Regions from separate parts of the Homo sapiens genome. Here region 1 is linked to region 2. A link is an interaction called in ENCODE POLR2A ChIA-PET data of the cell type or tissue named here. Cell type or tissue: PC-9. All regions are shown on one strand. Each heading gives the region's core, and the rest is flanking DNA. Links, peaks and the distances in the headings are about the cores only. Region 1 overlaps IRAG1 (inositol 1,4,5-triphosphate receptor associated 1). Region 2 overlaps IRAG1 (inositol 1,4,5-triphosphate receptor associated 1).

Region 1 (4,394 bases), core at 156-4,155, 61 kb after region 2:
AGTTTCTCTCATAGTGCTGGACCTCCACTCACTAGTTTTTTTTCCAGCTGTTCTTCTCTTTTCTTCAGGTCACTCTTCTCGACCGAGTGCAAAAATTATCCCCTCCATACCAGCTTTGATGACCTTCCTTCCATACTCCTCACCAGACACAACATAATAGGTCACACACTCCTCTGTGCTTTCTGGCACGTTTTAAACATTATTATTATTGACCTTTACCTATAGTATACCATGGCCTATTTATGTATCCATCTCCCCTAGCATTTTTCCTCAAAGACAAGAACCATGTCTTACCCATCTCTTGGGTAAGTGCCTAGCATGGTGGCTGACGCTTGGGAGGGTGTCATTAAATGTTGCTCAAAAGAACAAGCAAACATTTAAGGTGGTGGAGAGCAGCCTGGGGACAGCTGACATGCTGCATGCTTCTCAGTACCAGCACCATCACAATGCAAAAAGCAACATCTTTCTTAACCTCAGCTTATTCTGTTTTTCAGTCTACTCTGTGAGAGAGCAGGAATGAGACCAGACTAGCAACACCATTGCCAAGCTCAAGGACTGGGCTCAATGCAGTCACTCCTTCAGAGAGACCCCCCACCCCAAGCATGCCCCACTTTAAAATAGCATGTTTATTGAAGGGGGCATCCTTTACAGTAGCTAGAAAATGACTGAGGCCCAAGCCAGGGTTGATCAAGGATGTGCCATTAAGGTAAAGAGTTACAGAGCAGGGCAGAGGGACTCTGGGGGCAGAAGTGGATGATTTGCCCGGCCTCTTCCAGGGGGTCTGGATACAACTGAAGGAGCTTTAGCTACATGAGGCCCTCAGAGCCAAAGACAGGATGCAAATAGAGTTCTAGAGAGTGGCCGTGGAAGCAGAACTCCAGGTGGGGAATGTTCAATCTCTGCCTCCCTTAAAGCAGGGCCAGGCTCAGCTGGCCCCATTGTTCACTTGGTCACAAGTTTCCTACCTTTGTTTCTGGATGAGTCAAAGGCCAGGAAGGCAGTTATGGAGAGCTCCTGCACCTCCAGCTGCCCCACAGAAAAGCCTGCAAGAGTACTTCCAGGCACAGGCCCTCTCCCACCCTATTCCATTTGTAAGCAAGGGAGGTCGAGGAAAAGGACATCTCCAAAAGGGAGCATAAGAATAGCCATATATACAGGGGCTGAAAAAGTGCTCATGAGTCCATCTTTTCTGGAAAGCAAAGACCAGCCTGAAGCAGTGGGAGCTGCTGCCCAAGCGGTAGTGAACTGGAGAGAAACAGGCCCTGGATTTTCAGTGAGGATGTGGATCTGAAGAGTCCCCCAAATGCCTCTGAAGTCTGACATCTCTGCTTAGCCCTAGGAGTCTGGTTCCCTGCCTTCAGTTGCAGAGTGATGTGTTTGTGTCATTGTTGATGTCACCTCCTAAAAAGACCTTCACTTTCTGGCTGCCACAAAGCCATATGTGTTGCTCCCCATATACAGCCTGACAGAGTAAATGGAGAGGAAGTGCTGGATTTGTGTATCACTGGCTATCAGTTCCTCATGTTGTTAAGCCTCACACAGGTGTGCTAGCATTGAACTGTAGAGTGTCACATACCTGAGTTTGAAAATAAAAGCACATTTCCAAACCTCTGGCAGCAGCCAAATGCCTCCTCATTTTATGGAGTTGAATTACAGTCTTACCCCAACCCAGAATTAGATGCCTTTGGATATATTAGTGCATTCCAGAACCAAGTCAGAGGTCCCCAACCCTTGGTCGTTATACTATGGGCTACCTCACAGGGGCTGGATCAGTTCCTCCTCTTCCCTTCCCCATTCCTGATCCTGGTTTCCTGTATCTTCCTGGTCTATGATTTTTTTAATTAACACAGTTTGCTGTGATTGAGTCTGCTGAGTTTTTAACCAACCTGATTTCCACAGCTGAACTATTTTTGTCTTTCTTACAGCTAGCTGCAGGGGAATGTGGACTTTCCAAATCTAGTTCCCTAAAAATAAACTCTCCTGCCCAATACTTCACACCTTTTTTTACTCCCTTCTCTGCCTACCAAAGCCAGAGGATTCAGATGAGAACACTGAGACCCGAGAAAATGGCAGAACCACTAGACGGAAGCTGGGTCTTTGAATGAGCACTCCCAGTATTGAACTGTGACATGAATAAGAAATAAGATTTTAGTATATTAAGCCACAGAGATTCCAGGATGTTTATAGCAGTTAGCCTACCCTAATGCATACATTTGAACCAGAAATTGTGTACTTTAATAGCAAAATTCCAAAATATGAGGTTCTAGCTTACCAGTTACATGGCAAGAAACAAAACTGCTAGAAAGATGGTAAGATAGTAAAGTCTTACCTGTGATAACTTGGAAAGCATCTCATGGTTAGCCTATTTATAAGTGGTGGAAAGAATCAGCGTTGGGGTATGGAAACTTCTCTTGGCTGCCTTTGGCAAGGTATGGCAGGAGAAATAATTGGCTATGTGGGAGCAAAAATGAAAAAGAATATAGAGTATTCAGAAATGTGAAAGATTGAAGGGTGAGAAAACCTGACCACTTCTAAATCCCAGACAGACTAAAAAGAGCTTTGAGTGGGAGCCAATAAAATTTCTCAGTTGAACAGATCGACTCAGCCTTATGGCAAAGGCTAGATTAAGGATGTGGCCCTTTGTGAGTTCAAATGAACTTAGTGTATTCACCACTAAATTTGAGGGGTATGGTGCTGAGAAACAGGAAATACTTCTTGAGAATTATGACTGGGAAAGGATTTGGGGTATGATTATTGGCACATGGAAGCAGAAATCTAACTTTGTGAGGGAATTTACAAAGAAACACAAGCCAGGACTAAAAACCCCTTTCATTGTTCAGGTGAGGAAACAGCTTTGAGGAGGAAAGAAAATATATCAGAGAGATACCTGCACCCTCATGTTTATTGCAGCAGTATTCACAATCGCCAAGATATGGTATTAAAATGTGTCCAGCAACAGATGAGTGGATAAAGAAAACATGGTGTACATACACAACGGAATAGTATTCAGCCGTAAAAAATGAAATCCTGGCATTCACAGCAACATAGATGGAAATGGAGGTCATTATGTGAAGTAAAATAAGCCATGAACAGAAAGTTAACACCACATGTTCTAATTCATGGAAGCTAACAAAAGATCTCATGGAAGTAAAAAACAGAATAGAGGATACTAGTGGCTGGAAAGGGAAGAGAGGAGGAAAAGACAGATTTGTTAAAGGACATAAAATTAGGAGGAACAAGTTATAGTGTTTTATGGCACTATAGGATGACTATAGATAACAATAACATATTTTCAAATAGCTGGAAGAGAAGATATTGAACACCCCCAACACAAAGGATAAATGTTTCAGATGATGGATATGCTAATTAGCCTGATCTGATCACTACATCTTGTTTGTATGGAAACATCAAAATGTACATGTGTATAATTATGTATTGATTAAAAATAAAATTTTTTTAAAATTAAGAAAACTTTTGGGATCTTAGCTTATGCCGGCAGGAAGCAGACTGCAAAAGCTGTGCTATTCCCAAGGAAGGCATACTCCCTAATATCCACTTCAAATGTGGACAAGCAAGATTATATGCAAATGAATCTCCCAGAGGGATGCAAAGGGCCGCAGAAAACAGTGGATGTGGAAGTTTCTCTCAGAAAGCAGATCAGAATCAAATCAAGGTTAAGTGACTGTGGAAGGCAGAATTTCTAGAATAGCCCTCCAAAGATGTCCCACCCTAATCCCTGGAGCCTTTGAATAGGAGCTCCAGGGGTATGGAGCTTTGTTGTGTTACATTAGATGGTACAGTTGACCTTAAGATAGGGAGGTTATCCAGGTGGGCCCATGAGCCCTTAAAAGCAGACAGCTCGCCGGGCGCGGTGGCTCACGCCTGTAATCCCAGCATTTGGGAGGCTGAGGCGGGCGGATCATGAGGTCAGGAGATCGAGACCATCCTGGCTAACACAGTGAAACCCTGCCTCTACCAAAAATACAAAAAATTAGCTGGGTGTGGTGGCGGGCGCCTGTAGTCCCAGATACTCGGGAGGCTGAGGCAAGGAATGGCATGAACCCAGGAGGCAGAGCTTGCAGTGAGCTGAGATCACGCCACTGCACTCCAGCCTGGGCAACAGAGTGAGACTCTGTCTCAAAAAAAAAAAAAAAAAAAAAAAAAGTAGAGAGCTCTGCTTGAGCCCAGGAGGTAGATGCTGCAGTGAGTCACGATGGCGCCACTGCGCTCCAGCCAACAGAGCAAGACCGTGTCTCTTAAAAGAGCAGAGAACTTTCTCTGGCTAACTGTAGAAGTGAAAGAGAGACTAGAAGTATGAGAAGGACTCAGTGTGTCATTGCTGCTTTGAAAATGGAAGGGCTCTAGGAGAAGAGAATGGTCCCTGGCTGACACCC
Region 2 (4,394 bases), core at 145-4,144:
AGAAAACCCCAGGAGAGTCTTCTAACAAATTACGATCACTGAAATGTCAAAGTTACCCAAAGGTAGGACTGTCGTGGAACCTCAGGGGTGTGTGGGTGCCACTACCTTTTCCCCAGGCCATCATTCTTCCCCAGCCAGGCTGGCCTCAATCTGAGGACTCTGTACCATTCTTTTCCTGCATTGCTAGTGAGAACTAACCAGGGATAGCTTGTAGTGTCCCTAATCTTAGTGCATGAATAGTGGACCGTGTTAAGCTCAGGTGAGGGCCTGCTGGGGAATAAAGGAGAAACTGCCTTTTTTGTTTTCTGAGTAATCCAAATAACCTATATGTGTGCACTATTCACAATAGACAAGGTATGGAAACAATCTAAATGTCTGTCAATGGATGAATTAAAAAATGTGAAAAATATATACACAATAAAATATTGTGTCTGTATACACACACACACACACACACACACACACACACAAGAATATTATTCATCCTTAAAAAAAGAAGGAAATCTCACCTTTTGCAACAATGTGGGTGAGCCTGCAGGACACTATGCTAAGTGAAATAAGCCAGGCACAGAAAGACAATACTGCATGATCTCACTTATATGTAGAATCTTAAAAGGTCAAACTTGCAGAAACAGAGAGTAGAATGGTGGTTGCCAGTGACTGGGGGTGGGAGAAATGGGGAGATGTTGGTCAAAGAATTCAACTTACTATTTTGGTTATGAGGTGAATACGTTCTGGGGATCTAACGTACAGCACGGTGACTGTAGTTAATAATGTATTGTATACTTGGAATTTGCTAAGTATTGTCCACCACACAAAAAGGTAACTATGTGAGTTGGTGGATATATTAGTTAGCCTGACTGTGGTAATCATTTCACATCAAAACATCACACTGTATGCCGTGAATATGTCACATTGTATCAAAACATTGTATCAAGGTAATGAAAACATCGCATTGTGTGCCTTGAATATATACAATGTTTATTTGTCAACTATACCTCAATAAAGCTGGGGGAATAAAGAGTAAACTGCATTTGTCCCCTTATCAAGATGGCTCTGAGCATCATGATGTGAGAATAAATGCTCTGGCTCCTGTCCCTGGAAGTCCCACCAGCCCAAGCCTAACTCTGTGTTTTTGTTCTAAACCGGCAGGGTCCTCCTGCCGCAGGAGTATCTTGCAGTCCAACTCCCACGATTGTCCTGACTGGGGATGCCACTTCACCAGAAGGAGAAACCGACAAAAACCTGGCCAACAGGTACAGGTGCCTGATCCTTGCATTGTGACAAACAATATTTCCTAGAACATGAGGATCAGACAGCTATATTTTTAAATAAATCTTTTCTTTTTTCTTGTATCATTTTATTGACTAAACTATAATCAAGCAGTTTTTCAAAATACAAGATAGAAATAGGAATTTTTCCATTATCTTCCTCCTAAAATGATTTTTCCTCTCCTGGATGTGGTCCTTTTGGCTCTGCGACGGCTCCAGCCCATTTGCAGCCTCCTCCCCCAGCAGGGCTAGTGGAGGTTAAAACATTTAATGCCCAGGGGCCCCAGAAGGACTTGTTCCCCCATGGAAAGGGCTAGCCTTTAAGAAAAGCATAAATCACCGCAGGAGAGTTTCCCATAATAACTGTCCAGCTATTTGCAGCCAAACATGAAAGGTGCAGGTGTTTGAATGTAGAATCCTGCCCCTGGCCAAAACGTGTGAAATATGATCTCTTGGCAGGGACATGGGCTCACAGGTAGAGGAATGTCTCCGCCTTGGTTTCACAGAGCACTAGCCCACGAACTGGGCTCGCTGAAATGAGACTGTCTAATTTTCAAAAAGTTAAAAAGATAATTCTCGGCCGGGCGCAGTGGCTCATGCCTGTAATCCTAGCACTTTGGGAGGCCAAGGCGGGTGAATCATGAGGTCAGGAGATCGAGACCATCCTGGCTAACACAGTGAAACCACGTCTCTACTACAAATACAGAAAAATTAGCCGGGTGTGGTGGCGGGCGCCTGTAGTCCCAGCTACTCGGGAGGCTGAGGCAGGAGAATGGCGTGAACCCGGGAGGCGGAGCTTGCAGTGAGCCCAGATCGCGCCACTGCACTCCAGCCTGGGCGACAGTGCGAGACTCCGTCTCAAAAAAAAAAAAAAAAAGAAAGAAAGAAAAAGAAAAGGAAAAAGATAATTCTCATATAAATATACTGAGCATATGTCAAAGATTTACTTACCTCATTAATACAAGAAGCATCTGGATAACAAAGCCGGTTCAAAGGAGGATACAAGCAATGGATATACATATATCATCAGTGGGGAGGAAAGTGCTGGAATAAAACTGCTAAGTTAGATATAAAATAGGTGAATGTTCTACAGGGCAATGAAACCATATTTTTGTCTTTTTTCCCAAACAGAAATCATCTGCGTCTTTGTCAGACAACAATGATTTACATTTTATGAGGCTTCTACAAGTTAGATGTTAGCTCAGAGTCTGGGACCTAATGAGTAGGAAATAGTAAGTCAAAGTCACATCCTCTTAGGGCAGTGGTTGGAAAACTTTAGCACGCGTCAGAATCACCTGGAGAGCTGTAAAATCATAGCTGGCTGGGCCCACCTCCAGAATTTCTGATCTGAGTTGGGGCCTGAGAATTTGCATTTCTAAGACGTTCCCAAGTTGAGAGTCAGAGAAACCCTCGAGAAGCTTGTAAGATGATGTTCTAGGATGACTTTGAAAGAATATACAGGCATCTGGCTGGGCACAGTGGCTCATACCTGTAATCCCAGCACTTTGGGAGGCCAAGGCGGGCAGATCACCTGAGGTCAGGAGTTCAAGACCAGCCTGGCTGACATGGTGAAACCCCATCTCCACTAAAAATACAAAAATTAGCTGGGTGTGGTGGCACATGCCTGTAGTCTCAGATACTTGGGAGGCTGAGGCAGGAGAATTGCTTGAACCTGGGAGGCAGAGGCTGCAGTGAGCTGAGATTGCGCCACTGCACTCCAGCCTGGGTGACAGAGTAAAACTGAGTCAAAAAAAAAAAAAAAGAAAGAAAGAAGGAAAGAAGGAAACAAAGAAAGAAAGAAAGAAAAAGAAAAAGAATATACAGGCATCTTTTCACCTATTTTCAAGTTGTGGATTGATTTTCTGAACAAGATGACTGTTCTGTCTTTCAGAGTTCACAGTCCCCACAAGAGGCTTTCTCACCGACACTTGAAGGTGTCCACTGCCTCCCTGACATCTGTGGGTAAGGACCAGGGCAATCTAAGGCATGTTGAGTAGAAAGACAGGTCTGGCAGCGTGGCTGGGCTTGACTCCTTCCTCTCTCCTGCTCTTTAAGGCGCTCCCTCCCGATAAGTCCAACAGGACAGGGTAGATCAGCCCCTCCGTGTCTGGGTCTAGGAGAAGCATATTTAATTCAGTTTTCATTGCTCAAAAGACAAGACCAGGGCATGAAGAGGAAGATGCAGAAGTCAAAGAAAGAAAGAACAGCTGAGTGAAACTCATTTCTGGGGTTTAGGGGGCAGAGTCCTCCAGCCTCTGCTAAAGAGGCCCACATCCAGGTTGGAGTAGGTGCCTGAGTGTAAGGCCGGCTGCCCTGGTCATCTGCTCATCCCCAGATGGTGGCTCACGATCTGCCCTGGGCTGTTGGAACATAGATCTCATATAGAGTTGGTCCCTGCCTTCATGCTGCTCATAGACTATGAAGAGACTGAGAAATGAACAGATAATTGGGACACTGTATGATAAGAGACTGCACAGAAGAGCTAGGCCAGCCAAGGCAAGAAGGGGACCGAGTCTCTCTGAGGAGAGGAAGTTTTAGGAAGGTATTCCAGAGGAGGTGGCATTTGAGTTGTGCCTTAGAGAGCTGGACAGATAGGCGAGGGAGGAAAGGCATTCCAGGGGGAATAGGAAACACACTGAAAGAGCAGGAACCTCCCTGGAGCATGTTGCTGGCAACTGAAACTCTGCCATGTGTACCAATTGGGACTTTTTCAAATGATAGAAACCCAACTCAAACTACCTCACACCAAAAAAAAATTTACAAAAGCCAGGGCTTGTGATTTCAGGTAGTGCTGGATCCAGGTGCTCAAAGTGGGTTATTAGCAATTGTCCCATTCCATCTCTTGAACCTTTTTTCTTGTGTGTTAGCTTTCTTCTTGGCAGACTCTTCAACACATGGTAGCCAATAGCTACCAGCAACTCCAAGCTTACGCCCCATCAGTGGAGAGTTCTTCTTCCCCATATACTCCACACCAGGATTGCCCCTCAATGGCTTCACATGGCCATCCCCGAGCCAATCCCTGTGGCCAAGGGGATTCTGTTCATTGATTGGCCAAGACTAGTCCACATTCCCACTCTTGGCACAGGGGAGGGGGGTTAGCTAATGGGGAATCAGAGAGGTTTT

What was found. ChIA-PET counts read pairs that join two places held together with the same protein. Peaks named below come from ENCODE experiments on the same cell type or tissue, not always from the same donor. Only the 100,000 strongest peaks of a DNase experiment are listed, where the experiment ranks them.
Region 1: POLR2A ChIA-PET joins it to region 2 with 8 read pairs; 2 of 35 experiments call an interaction of 5 or more read pairs at or near these places.

The regions. Positions count from the first base shown.
Region 1 is chr11:10,570,308-10,574,701 of GRCh38, reverse strand. It overlaps IRAG1 (inositol 1,4,5-triphosphate receptor associated 1), which reads left to right. Exons shown (of 21, transcript NM_130385.4): 21 at 1-1,607. All of the region lies in intron 1 of IRAG1-AS1 (IRAG1 antisense RNA 1), which reads right to left. Among named protein-coding and RNA genes, the nearest start is that of LYVE1, 3.8 kb to the right of the region's middle. In PC-9, for the core only: no CTCF peak of the experiment used is centred there; no DNase peak of the experiment used is centred there.
Region 2 is chr11:10,630,830-10,635,223 of GRCh38, reverse strand. IRAG1 (inositol 1,4,5-triphosphate receptor associated 1) reads left to right here. Exons shown (of 21, transcript NM_130385.4): 3 at 1,153-1,256; 4 at 3,163-3,233. Among named protein-coding and RNA genes, the nearest start is that of IRAG1, 61 kb to the left of the region's middle. In PC-9, for the core only: no CTCF peak of the experiment used is centred there; a DNase peak (open chromatin) is centred at 1,703.